Regions from separate parts of the Homo sapiens genome. Here region 2 is linked to region 1. A link is an interaction called in ENCODE POLR2A ChIA-PET data of the cell type or tissue named here. Cell type or tissue: CD4-positive, alpha-beta T cell. All regions are shown on one strand. Links, peaks and the distances in the headings refer to the core of each region. The heading gives the core; the rest is flanking DNA.

Region 1 (4,395 bases), core at 142-4,141:
ATAGGATAATTTAGTCTTTGGCATGTGGCATTATATTTATTTTGGTTTTTTTTTTTAAACAGGTTATCAACGAAACTTCTCAGCATCACGATGACCTTGAATAAAAATTGCACACACTCAGTGCAGCAATATATTACCAGCAAGAATAAAAAAGAAATCCATATCTTAAAGAAACAGCTTTCAAGTGCCTTTCTGCAGTTTTTCAGGAGCGCAAGATAGATTTGGAATAGGAATAAGCTCTAGTTCTTAACAACCGACACTCCTACAAGATTTAGAAAAAAGTTTACAACATAATCTAGTTTACAGAAAAATCTTGTGCTAGAATACTTTTTAAAAGGTATTTTGAATACCATTAAAACTGCTTTTTTTTTTCCAGCAAGTATCCAACCAACTTGGTTCTGCTTCAATAAATCTTTGGAAAAACTCTTTTGTTGTGTTATTTATTGGATAATATCTAAACAATTCTCTACTTGGTCCTATTAGTTAATTTGTCATTACAATCATGTAAGTTGATAAATTCAGGTTATTTATGCTTGAGATGTAGTTCTTAATTTTGTCATTTTTGATAGACCTCACTTCTTTTTATTATTACTTAAAAACATTTACAAATAGGTGGTGTCGAATAAAATAACTTGTACCAAAATGAAGATAGGTCTCTCTAAAATGAGCTCAGGTCTGTGATTTTAATCATAACAAACAGACTTCCTAAAATTAAAAAATAAAAACTTTTTTTAGTACATATAGCATATGAGTAACACAAATTCCACTTTGGGAGTTAAAGCATAGGAAGTTGCCAAGATATAGGGGCTTATCTTCCGCTAGCAAGATGCAGAGAAATGGAAAAAGTTCACCAAGTTTTTCTTTTATTTAAGACAGGATCTCACTTTGTCACTCAAGCTGGAGTAAAGTGACTCAATCATAGTTCACTGCAGCCAACAACTCCTAGGCTCAGGCAATCCTCCCACCTCAGCCTCCTCAGTAGCTAGGAGTACTCAAAACAAATAAACGAATGTCTAACTTTAGCCTAAAATGTGAGTTGTCTTCCCAAAACTAGCCACACACCTGGCTAATTTTTTTAATTTTTTGTAGAGATGGGGTCTGGAAGTGTTGTCCAGCCTAGTCTGGAACTCTTGTGCTCAAGTGATCCTCCCTCGGCCTCCTAAAAAGCTGGGATTACAGGCATGAGCCACCACACTCAGCCTAGTTCACCAAGATTTAATATATGAAACCGTTCTGCTTTATTGTGTGTGTGTGTGATAGCTATATCTATATCCATCTATCTATAGATACAGATATTTGTAAAGACCTTTGTGTTTGGAGAATGGCATTAGGCACAAAATAAAACCTCCTACCTTTTCTTCCAGGGAGATGAGATTATTACATGTGAATCGCATGGTGCTAACTGTAGGTGTAATAAGGTTTCAAAGTCTGGAGCAATAAAAATGAAGTGGGGCAGTCATGGAAAGCTCCCTAGAAAGCACTCAGTGTGAGCATAGAACTTACATAAATAGACGAGAGAAGGTATTGCCAAGAGGCAATAGTGTAGTAATGGTCAATAATGTGTGTTCTGGAGTGAAAACTTCGAGTACATTCTCGGACATCTCTAAGTTTCAAATTATGGAAATATTATTATCTTCTCTCCTCCGAGAATGATGTGGTAGACATTGTCATAATTTTTCTGTGTTTGCATCTGCCTCTCTCTGGAGTTAACTAGTGAGATGGTTCTCACAAAGCCCTGCCCATTTGCAGGAATGTTCACTGTGATTTTCATCATTTTGGTTACCGTGGGTACTGCATGAATAAAGAAAGGATTGGGGCTGGATGCAGTGGCTCATGCCTGTAATATCAGCACTTTGGGAGGCTGAGGCGGGTGGATCACTTGAAGTCAGGAGTTCCGGACTAGCCTGGCCAACACGGCGAAATCCTGTCTCCACAAAAAATACAAAAATTAGCCAGCCGTGGTGGTGGATGCCTATAACCCCAGCTACTCTGGAGGCAGAGGCAGTAGAATTGCTTCAGCTTGGAAGGTAGAGGTTTCAGTGAGCCAAGACTGTACCACTAAACTCCAGCCTGAGTGACAGAGCGAGATCCTGTCTTAGAAATAAAGAAAAAAAGGATTGGCTGCTGAAGTAACTCCTAGCCATTCTAAAGGTAAATTCTAAATGTAAAAGTAAACTTTACATTCTAGTTTACTTGGGACATTCTTGGTTTATGACTGTTGTGTAAGCATAATTATTAATAATAACAGTTTGGACAATAGATTGTATGTGGTCAGGTCATGCTACCCTTAGAATAATCTTACAGAAAATGTGTCTGTCCCCTCAGCCCCCATATTCAAACAACTGACATGGACAATGGCATAATTAATTTTATTAGTGTAAACATCCAGGTCTTTGGGCCCTTATGAAACCTTTTCTATTTGATTTTTCGTTTTGCTTTCTGTTCTTTAGCCATTCTCACCACTGTTCCCCGCAGCCTCCTAACCCTAGGATCCCTGTCTCCTCTTCCACTTGTATCCCACCTTTGGCTTATAAGGGTCATCCAGGGAAGACCCCAGCCCCATATTGGCTTTCTTCACACACCAGACTCATTATTATTTTTTTAAAAATTGAAAAACAAGCCACAGTTTTCTTTCAGGGGAAAAGAACCAGGACAGCAAGTTCTGCTCATACCTATTGAGATTAGTAGACTCCCACTCTTAAAAATCCTTTACAGATGGAGGCCAGGCATGGTGACCAAGGTGGGTGGATCCCCTGAGGTCAGGAGTCCAAGACCAGCCTGGCCAATAAGGCGAAACCCCGTCTCTACTAAAGACACAAAAACTAGCCAGGGGTGGTGGTGCACACCTGTAATCTCAACTACTCGGGAGGCTGAGGCACGAGAATTGCTTGAACCCAGGAGATGGAGGTTGCAGTGAGCCGAGATTGTGCCACTGCACTCCAGCCTGGGCAACAGAGTGAGACTCTGTCTCAGAAAAAGAAAAAATATCCTTTACAGATGGAAACAACAGACACTGGGCACTTCAAAAAGGAGGAGGTTGGGAGGAGGGCAAGGGTTGAAAAACCACCTGTTGAGTACTTGGGTGATGGGTTCAATAGAAGCCCAAGCTCTAGCATTACGCAATATATCTATGTAACAAACCTGCACATATACCCCCTGAATCTCAATTAAAAAAAAAAATATCTTACAGCTCTTTCTAAAGTCACATCCCAGAAATGGAAAAGAGGAGTGGGCCTCCCTTATCTGTGACTGTCAGAAATTAGACCATAATGAAAAGCTTCACAGGTGCCCCATCTCCGAAGAATTCAAATTTATTTCAGTCTTCTTCTATTTTATCTTTAATTATACTGTTAGTGTTTTTCCTTATCTTCCACTTTGAAAAATTTATAAAAAGAAATTATGTTCTCACCACCTATGGTGAAAGAGAGATTAATGCTTGGTTCCTTCATGTATAATATTAATCCAAGATTAAAGGAGACGGAAAAAGTAGGGGGATGGGGAGAAAGAAATGGTGGCTTAAAGTGTTTAAGTCTGAAAAAAGTTACTAAGGGGATGGTGAAATCCATGGAACTCATGTGACTGTCAAGTCCTACTAAGTTTTCTCACAGTGACAGATGGAAAAGGCTGCTGGTGAATGAAACAAATGTCTACTTTTAGCCTAAAATGTAGTGAGTTGTCTTCCCACAACTAGCCGCTAACAAAGGCGCTAAAAAAATAAAATCTCTTCCCAGGCTATGAGACTAAGGGAGTGAGTGTGTGTAGTGATGGGGGAGGGAGACAGACTTTCACTCCAACTATCGTCTGAATGTTTGTGTCCCCCCAACTTTGTATGTTGAAACCTAACCTGCAACGTCATGGTATTCAGATATGTCTCTTGTGAAGTGATTAGGTCAGGAGGCTGAAGCCCTTATGAATGAGATTAATGCCCTTATAAAAGAAACTCCAGGCTGGGCGTGGTGGCTCACACTTGTAATCTCAGCAGGTTTGGAGGCTAAGGCAGGTGGATTGTTTGAGTCCAGGAATTCCAGACCAGCCTGAGCAACATCGTGAAACGCTATCTCTACAAAAAACAAAAAACAAACAAACCATGTGTGGTGGTGCACACCTGTAGTCCCAGTTACTCAGGAGGCTGAGGTAGGAGAATCACTTAAGCCCCGGAGGCAGAAGTTGCATGAGCCAAGATCATGCCACTGCACTCTAGCCTGGGTGACAGAGTGAGACCCTACCTCAAAAAAATAAAATAAAATAAAATAAAATAAAACAAAAAAGCCCATAATCCCAACACTTTGGGATGCTGAGGCAGGAGGATTGCTTGAGACCAGAGTTCAAGACCAGCTTGGGCAACAATAAGAGGCCCCATATCTACAAAAAATAAAAATATAAAAAAAACAGGCA
Region 2 (4,395 bases), core at 297-4,296, 450 kb before region 1:
GAGGTTAAGTGCCTTCATAAGAGGAGACATGTGAGACACGATCTCTTTCTCCACTGGGTGAGGATACAAGAAGGTGGCCTTCCACAAATCAGTAAGACAGCCCTCACCGGACACAATGCATCCGTCAGTACCTTGATCTTGCATTTTCCAGGCTTCAAAACCACGAATAAAAAACTTCTGTTGTTTAAGTAACCCAGTCTATAGTATTTTTGTTATAACGGCCAGAGCTGACTAAAACACACCTCAAGATCCAAGACGACAGCCTGAGCTCAGCCATCACATCTACATTCCTCTCAGGAAAAAGGAAAGGATAAAGAAGGCTTCCTCCTTCAGGACACTTCCAAGAAGTTGTACAAGGTATTTCCACTTACAAGCAATTAATCAAAATTCAGTAACACAGTGATGCCTAGCTACAAGGCTGGCTTCTGGGTGACCACGTGCCAGCTAAAAATTAGGGGTTTTATTACCAAGAAAGATGGGTGAGCTGCAACTGGCAGACAATTAGCAGTGTCTCACACCTGCAGACCATCCATCTGAGAGTCACTGAAGTCAAAAGAAAACTGAAGGTACTCCCATCTTCCCTTAATTTCTCCGAAAATAGCACAAGCAACTAATTAGCAAGGAAAAAAAAATGTTGCTCTTCTCAAAAAAGTGCAAAGTTCACAAGCTCAGGTTCACGAGGACAGATTTAATGAGGGAAAACTGGTTCTTTTCAGTCATTTCATTGTGTCCTTTCAACAAACACTTAGCAGGAGAGAAACTAAAAAAGTTTAAAAGTTGTGTTTTCTTTTCTTTTTCTTTAATGGAGAAGAGAAATTCAGTCGTTGCTTCAGCCGATCACACCACTAGAATGTATTTTTCTTTCTCACTCTTGCCACAGGACCACATGGTAAAGTAGGTAAGAGGAAGAAAAACAAGAGCAGAAAAGAAAAAGTTAATAAAAGATCTTTGAGAAAAATATTTAGGGCAACAAAGGACTCCAGGTCGGGTCTGCAGGGAAGGCAGTGAAGCTGAAAGAATCAACAGACCCCCACAAAGCCCGGTCAGGCAAAGACCAAGTGGAGACAGACATATTTATACAACCAGTCACTCCTTTCCACTCGGGAATGGTGAGTTCACTGTGAGTCTTGTATGGAAACTGAGCTGTTAGAAAAGAAGGGAGAAAAGGTCTACCGAAATAGAATGGGTTATTTAAAAGTACAAAAGCTGCCCCCGTTGAACGTGTCGGGAAAATGGGAGCAGGCTGTACCACTGACCCGCTACTGGTGCCTTGCTGACCGTAATCACACCTGGTAGATTTTCTGCTGTGTTGATAACATCTTCTAATGCTCCTGCTAACCAGACACCATTCAGAATGAGCTCCCCCAAAGCAGTGAGAACAAACTGTTATTAAAATTCCTAAAGCAATATTCAACTATGCTTTGCCCGGGCATTTTCAGAGTAGAATACATTTCAAAATTCAACTCAGTAACTAAGAAAACGTGTTGACGTGCACAGTTAAATACTACAGTGCCTTGGTTATCATTCTACTCTAGCCTCTTTAGGAATGTTATTTAGGTGAACGTTGGATCTGGCCAAAATGAACAGAGGGAAGCAAAATCAATGGGAGGGAAGCATTTGTGGGGTGTGGGGGCAGGGTGAGGTTGCTGGCACTGTCCCTGTGATTTATGATTTTTTTATTCTTGAGCCAGGAAGGGAATCAGCAGGAAAATGCTCAAAAGGAACTAGTTGGTTCAATAATTTCAAAAGAAAGACAATCAAGGACTCACGCAGGCACTTATTGACTGGATATTTACTGATCACACTCAGAGCGCCGGCCGTCTCTACCTTGGAGATTCTCTTAGAGGCAGCATCGACCACACATCCTGATTAGCCTGGAATGGTCTTGGATTATACCAGCTGTCCCTCTAAAAAATGTCCTGGTTTGGAGGATAAGCTACACGACCACACAACTTACGGAACAGAGAATATGGACCAACCACCTAACACGCTAGGTATAAGAATCATGGACACTGAGAGGTGGATTTAGAAAGACAATGGCAGTTCAGAAAGAGATGTTACTTATCGTAGGATGACAAACTGAGAAATGCTTTAGGGTAGAGAGTACACCATGCACCCAGGGGACCTACACAACTCACGGGTGATGGAGTCAATCCCAGGCTTATCTGAGCACAGAGATGAAAAACAGGGAAGGCATATGATAGGGTCTGGCTCTGTGTCCCCTCCTAAATTTCATGTTGAATTGTAATCGTTTGTGTTGAGGGAGGGACCTGGTGGGAAGTGACTGGATCATGGGGGTGGATTCCCCCTTGCTTTTCTCATGATGGTGAGTGAGTTCTCACCAGATCTGGTTGTTTGAAAGTGTGTTAGCACCTCCCTATTTGTTCTCTCTTTCTCCTGCTCCCATCACGAAGACGTGATTTCTTCCCCTTCGCCTTCCACCATGATTATAAGTTTTCTGAAGCCTCCCAGCCATGCTTCCAGGTACAGCCTGTGGAACTGTGAGCCAATTAAACCTCTTTTCTTCAGAAACTACCCAGCCTCAAGTAGTTCTTTATAGCAGTGTGAGAACATACTAATACAGGATATAACATGGAAGGAGTGGTCAGTATTTTAATGGAGTAAATTCAGAAAAATCAAAGAACTAGCTGGAGTGCAGTGGCATGATCTTGGCTCACTGTAACCTCCACCTCCCAGTTTCAAGCAATTCTCGTGCCACAGCCTCCTGAGTAGCTGGGGTTACAAGCATGCACCACCATACCCAGCTAATTTTTCTATGTTTAGTAGAGACAGGGTTTCACCATGTTGGCCAGGCTGGTCTCGAACTCCTGACCTCAGGTGATTCACCTGACTTGGCCTCCCAAAGTGCTGTGATTACAGGCGTGAGCCACCTGTCAAAAAAAATAAAAATAAAAAATAAAAAAACTGGGCAGGTGTGGTGGCTCATGCCTGTAATCCCAGCACTTTCGGAGGCCGAGGTGGGCAGACTGCCTGAGCTCAGGAGTTCAGGATTTCAGGACATAGTGAAATCCCATCTCTACCGAAGTACAAAAAATTAGTCGGGCATGGTGGTGCATACCTGTAGTCCCAGCTACTTGGGAGGCTGAGGCAGAAGAATTGCTTGAAACCAGGAGGCGGAGGTTGCAGTGACCGACATCACACCACTGCACTCCAGCCTGGGCGACAGAGCGAGACTCCGTCTCAAAAAAACAAAAAAAAAAAAAAAAGAAAAATCGAAAAACTAAAACTCCTAGAGAAAGAATCATTATGTCTAGATAACTCATGGAAGCAGGTATCAGTATTTGAAATAGGTCCCGCTTTTTCCTCTTCTTCAGGATAAAGTAGACAATATAAGGAAGGCAAAATAAGCAGGATAAAATCCACAGCCCTGTAAGATGACATTACAGACTCGTTCCCAAGGTGGCCCAACTTATCACAAAGATGTGGAACTCTGGAACTTGTCTCCATAGTTTTCAATCTGGCAAATTAGGAAGCAAATGATTCCTTTAGTAGCACTTCAGAGATGGGAAAAAGTTCTAGTGTCACAGAATGGCACTTACATCCAGACAGATGAGGGCGAACAAAGCCAGGATGAGACACGGGAAATGAGGCCTGAAAACACACAAAATGATATGGAACTTGGAAGTTTCTAAGATCTTCTCATGGGTGAGCATTGGCCATCTTGGACTCTAAATGAAAGGTTCTGTAACGTTGGTCATAAAAACTAGACTGCAATCACCAGTTCAGCTCACAGACTGTGCATTCCGAATGAAAGCCACTAAAAAGGCCTTTGCTATCTGCAAAGGATTCATCACTTTTTTGTTTGTTTTGAAACAGAGTCTCACTGTCGCAGGCTGGAGTGCAGTGGCACAGTCTCGGCTCACTACAACCTCCACCTCCCGAGTTCAAATGATTCTCCTGCCTCGGCCTCCCGAGTAGCTGAGACTACAGGCACGCACCACCACAACTGGCTAATTTTTGTATTTTTAATAGAGACGGGGTTTCATTACGTCGGCCAAGCTGGTCTCGAACTCCCGACCTCGTGATCCACCCGCCTCAGCCTCCCAAAGCGCTGGGATTACAGGTATGAGCCACTGCGCCCGGCCAGGGCTTTTTCACACCTCTTGTGGTTTCAAATGTAACATGCTGGAAGAACCACCATACCTTCTAGAATATTCAAAGGAGTCTGCCTTGTTTTAGCACTGCAGGCTGCACTATTCCAATTCTGCAAGATTCTACAAGTTGCACTGTAGACAGAACCCTCGGCAGTTGTGCACAGAGACAGCCACGTTAATGCAAATCATCCCAGAGTTCTAGACCACAAAGAATTAACTGGATCTTAACATACAGCACGGTGTAAATGGCTTTTCCATTTTGGTTCCCTGGTGGACTAGA

Evidence for each region. ChIA-PET counts read pairs that join two places held together with the same protein. Peaks named below come from ENCODE experiments on the same cell type or tissue, not always from the same donor. Only the 100,000 strongest peaks of a DNase experiment are listed, where the experiment ranks them.
Region 2: POLR2A ChIA-PET joins it to region 1 with 6 read pairs; 1 of 35 experiments calls an interaction of 5 or more read pairs at or near these places.

The regions. Positions count from the first base shown.
Region 1 is chr10:17,237,168-17,241,562 of GRCh38, forward strand. It overlaps VIM (vimentin), which reads left to right. Exons shown (of 10, transcript NM_003380.5): 10 at 63-426. The coding sequence ends at 104. Among named protein-coding and RNA genes, the nearest start is that of VIM-AS1, 9.4 kb to the left of the region's middle. RefSeq lists a silencer at 1,603-1,897. In CD4-positive, alpha-beta T cell, for the core only: no CTCF peak of the experiment used is centred there; a DNase peak (open chromatin) is centred at 1,874.
Region 2 is chr10:16,788,425-16,792,819 of GRCh38, forward strand. The region is part of intron 2 of RSU1 (Ras suppressor protein 1); the gene reads right to left. Among named protein-coding and RNA genes, the nearest start is that of RSU1, 27 kb to the right of the region's middle. In CD4-positive, alpha-beta T cell, for the core only: no CTCF peak of the experiment used is centred there; no DNase peak of the experiment used is centred there; H3K27ac peaks cover 841 bases.